2 separate regions of the Homo sapiens genome follow, and region 1 is linked to region 2. A link is a loop called in an ENCODE intact Hi-C map of the cell type or tissue named here. Cell type or tissue: tibial artery. All regions are shown on one strand.

Region 1 (2,500 bases), 68 kb before region 2:
ATAGTTATGTATATAGTTTTTTCTAATTTTAATCTTAAGAGTGAATCATATTTATTTGCCGAATACAGAAAAGTGTAAGGTGGAAAGTAAAAATCACATATTATTGCATTACACAGAAGTAACCATTAATACTGTTATTTTTGATGCATTTTTTAGTCACATACACATGTTTGTACACACACACAATGTATATATGCATATTTATATATTTTGAGACAGTTTTTATATATAATATATATAATAAAATATATAACATAATTATATAATATATAAATATAATATATTATAATATATAATATATAAATATAATATATTATAATATATAATATATGTTATAAATATAATATATATTATAATATATATAATTATGTTATATATTATAATATATATAATATAATAACATAATTATATATAATATATTATATAATTATATATATATATTTTTATATATATAATATATTATATAATATATTATATATATACAATATATATTATTATATATATTATATATATAATATATTATATAATATATTATATATATTATATATAATAATATATTATTATATATATTATATATATATATTTTGAGACAGAGTTTCGCTCTTTTTGCCCAGGCTGGAGTGCAATGGCACAATCTCGGCTCACTGCAACCTCCACCTCCCCAGTTCAAGTGATTCTCCTGCCTCAGCCTCCTGAGTAGCTGGGATTACAGGTGTGTGCCACCACACCTGGCTAATTTTGTATTTTTAATAGAGATGGGGTTTCACTATGTTGACCAGGCTGGTCTCGAACTCCTGACCTCAAGGGATCCACCCACCTTGGCCTCCCAAAGTGTTGGGATTACAGGCGTGAGCCACCACACCTGGCCTATTTGAGTATATATATGTGTGTGTGTGTGTGTATATGTGCATAAACTGTAGTATTATTTACAATTTTGGTATTATATTCTTTATGGAATTTCATATCCTGCTTTTCTCACTACATTATATCTTAAATTATTTTTTATGCCATTAAGTATTCTGGGAAACATGATTTTTTTTTTACTTCAAATGTTCACGTTCTTTTTGATTTTTAAAATTTTATTTTTTAATTGACAAGGAATAATTATACATATTCATAGGGCACATAGTGATTATACATATTCATAGGGCACATAGTGATGTTTCGTTATGTGTAATGGATAGTGATCAGATCTGGGTAATTGGCATATCCATCATCTTAAACATTTATCACTTCTTTGCATTGGGGATGTTCAATATCCTCCTTCCAGCTATTTGAAACTATAATATATTATTGTTACCTATAGTCATCCTGTAGTGCTATAGAACACTAGAATGTATTCCTCCCATCTAGCTATACTTTTGTATCATTTAACAATTCCCTCCCTATTCCCTCATCCCCCTACCCTTCACAGCCTCTTGTATCTTCTGTTCTACTTTTTACTTCTATGAGATCAATTTCCTTTTTTAGCTTCCATACATGAATGAGAACATGTGGTGTTTAACTTTCCGTTTCTGGCTTATTTCACTTAACATAATGTCCTCCAGTTCTATCCATGTTGCTGCAAATGACAGGATTTCATTCTTTTTTATGAATGAATAGTATTCCATTGTGCATATATACCACATTTTCTTTATCCATTCATCTGTTGTTAGACACAGGTTGATTCCCTATCTTGGCTATTTTGAGCAGTGCTGCCATAAACATTGGAGTGCAGCTATCTCTTTGATTTAATGATTTTCTTTCCTTTGGATAGATTCCCAGTAGTGGAATCATATGGTAGTTCTATTTGTGATTTTTGAGGAAGCTCCATACTGTTTTCCATAATGGCTGTACTAGTTTACATTCCCACCAGCAGTGTATAGGAGTTCTTTTTTACTCTGAATCTTTGCCAGTATTTGTTATTTTTTTTCTCTTTTTGATAATAGCTATCCTACCAGGGGTGAGATAATACCTCATTGTGGTTTTCGTTTGCATTTCCCTGATAATTAATGATGTTGAGCATTTTAAAATACATTTGTTGGTCATCTGTGTATTTTCTTTTGAGAAATGTCTGTTCGGATCATTTGCTCATTTTTAAATTGGATTGTTTGTTTTTTTTTTTTGCTGTTGAGATGTTTGGATCCCTTGTAAATTCTGGACATTAATTCGCTGTGAGATGAGAAGTTTGCAAATATTTTCTCCTATTTTAGAAGTTGTTTTTTCACTATGTTGTTTTCTCTTCTTTTGGAAGCTTTTTAGCTTGATATAATCCCTTTTGTTTATTTTTGCTTTTGCTCTCTGTGCTTTTGAGGTCTTAATTCATAAAATATTTTTTCTGACCAATGTCTTGAAGTGTTTCCCCTGTTGTTTTCTTTCAGTAGTTTTATTGTTTTGAACTTTATATTTAGGACGTTGATCCATTTTGAGTCCATTTTTGTATAGAGTGAGAGATGGGGGTCTAGTTTTATTCTTTTGCACATGGATCTCTGGTTTTCCCAGCACCACTTATTGAAGAGAC
Region 2 (2,500 bases):
ACAGACATATGTTTCTTTGCTTACCCCAAGTCCAGACCTTCTGATAGTAACATCTCGAATTTCCTTTTGAGGAACCATGCCTCCCTCATCCCAGTCCAAAGAGTTTGAATAGATTTGACTCTTCCTCCTTGGTTCCAGATGTGACAATGTACTTCAATGGACTTTATGGGGAACAAGAAGACATCTTCTCACTAGGGCTACAAAGTGCATAGAATGCATGTTGGATGCTCTGTTACTGTGAAGGGAGAGTCACCCAGATAATAAAGCCAGCATTGAGGTAAGCAGAGATGAAAATTAGAGAAAGAATTCTGATGAAATCTTGAAATGGCTGGATCTGGTCCTGGGAGGTAGGCTTATTGCAAACAATTCCATGATAAGTAAGACAATAAAGTCCCTTTTTTTGCTAAAATCAGATTAAATTAGATGTTGACATCTGCTGCCAAAAGAATCCCAAATAAAACATTTCCTTTAGGATAAATTCCCCTGTACTCCAGAACAATCTCCCTCAGAAACTGGAGTGGCTCATGATGGTATTTCAAACTAAAGTGCCAATGACTAGGAATGCTTGCTGACTCAACCACTGGAATGTTCTGGAGATGAAATTGATATTTGAAAGCAACTGGAGGGTGACTGACAGTTGGTAGGTACTTAAAAAATATCCTGAGTCTATCTAAATGGTGTATTTTCTTTTTTTATGTGCTAGAATATATGTACTTGGCAAATCTCAAATATGTTTGTAATTTGGGGAATATAATAGGAGATATTTTATGTGAGAAAAGTTCTCATCATTGCTTTTTGCCTGTTTGGTTTATTTTACATGACTGTGAAATGCAAAATTCCAAGATTTTGACTTTTTGAATGATTTTCCTCTCTCTCCCATCTCCTTTTCTCCCACACTTACACCATCCATCCCCAGTGGTCAAAGGTACGAGGATCCACCATTTGGAACTTCATCTTTTAAAGACCAGAAACTCCTCTTCAGGAGAAGGAAGGGTGTGATTTATTGTGGCTTTATCTAAGATAACACAGTGAAAGTTCAAGTTCTCTAGTTTCTTTATTAAAAAAAAATATATATAAATACCAGTGATTTATAGCAAGGGTAGCAATTTAGTGCATAAGAAATTTTTTTTGCTCTATTCCTCTCCATCTTCACCTTTCTTAAAGTAACTAATTTTAACAGCTTAGTGCATATCCTTCTAGTCATTTTTCTATGGTGTTATAACCAGACACAAATGCATGCATGTATATGCATGTATATATGTATGCCTATATACATAAACACACATACACACATCATTTTTTTTTAACATATTCTTGTACACTATTGCTTTTGTATATATTTCCAAAGGTAGGATTGCTGGGTCAAAGGGTATGTATACTTCTATTTAAATGAACACAGATGATTACTTTCCAGAAAGTTTACAGAACTTCATATTCTCACCAATGTATTTCTCCAAATCACTGCTATCCCAGAATTTTTTTGCACTTGGTACTGTGGTAGTTTCATGATTTTTATTCTTTTTTCTCTTTATAAGAGTTAGCATCTTCCCCATTCGAGTCCTTAGGACCATCACATCTGTTCTATGGCCCCATTGTGCATGCCTTTCCTGTCTTTCATGTGTTCTTTCGGAGGTTGCCCCTCGTAATAATGAGGATGAAGATGCAGCTGATGTTTATTGAGTGTTGACTACCTGTGCTGAGTCTGCTACGCACTTACAGTGCTGAATAGGTTTTTTTACTGAAAGTTTTTCCTTTGATATTCACGATAACCCTACGAGCTATCTAGTTTTATAAGTCGGCTTTTACAGATTAGGAAACTGAGGCTCAGAAAAAAGTTAGAGGATAGGTGTGGTGGCTCACACCTCTAATCCCAGCACTTTGGGGGGCTGAGGTGGGAAGATCACTTAAGCCCAGGAATTCGGGGCCACCCTGGGAAACCTAGTGAGACCCCTGTCTCTAATAATAATAATAATAATAATAATAATAATAATAACAACAATAAGATAAAATAAATTAGCTGAGTGCAATGGCGCACACCTGTAGTCTCAGCTACTTGTGAGGCTGAGGTGGGAGAATCACTGGAGCTTGGGAAGTTGAGCCTGCAATGAGCTGTGATCACACCACTGTACTCCATCTTGTCTCAAGAAAAAGGGTGGAGGGGAAGGTTAGAGTAATTTGCCTAAATGTGCAGAGGGAGTGAGAAGCAGAACAGGGATGAATCCGAGAGGTCTGTCAACTGCAGCATAGACGGCACACAAGCACTGTGCACATTGCCTGCTGGATACCCAAGATGGGATTCATTAAAGTGAGGCCAGGTCTCTATGACAAAAGTCCAAGAACCTCCTGAAATGTTGTGCAGGATGCTGGGAGAGGTTTGATTTATTTTCTTCATTTACTAAGCTAGCAATTTAATCTTACATTTCAGTTTGAAATATTTTAAACATGCGTTCCCAATATTTGTTTACTTATTTATAAATTATATACTTGCACTGAAGTATTG

What was found. A loop is a pair of places that touch in the nucleus more often than their neighbours do. Peaks named below come from ENCODE experiments on the same cell type or tissue, not always from the same donor. Only the 100,000 strongest peaks of a DNase experiment are listed, where the experiment ranks them.
Region 1: it touches region 2 in a loop (16-fold over the local background); 2 of 110 quality-filtered maps call a loop at or near these places.

What each region holds. Positions count from the first base shown.
Region 1 is chr20:52,553,704-52,556,203 of GRCh38, forward strand. The region is part of intron 7 of LOC105372666 (a long non-coding RNA gene); the gene reads left to right. Among named protein-coding and RNA genes, the nearest start is that of LINC01524, 66 kb to the right of the region's middle. In tibial artery, no CTCF peak of the experiment used is centred here; no DNase peak of the experiment used is centred here.
Region 2 is chr20:52,621,724-52,624,223 of GRCh38, forward strand. It overlaps LINC01524 (long intergenic non-protein coding RNA 1524), which reads left to right. Exons shown (of 3, transcript NR_110038.1): 2 at 139-277. All of the region lies in intron 7 of LOC105372666 (a long non-coding RNA gene), which reads left to right. Among named protein-coding and RNA genes, the nearest start is that of LINC01524, 2.1 kb to the left of the region's middle. In tibial artery, no CTCF peak of the experiment used is centred here; no DNase peak of the experiment used is centred here.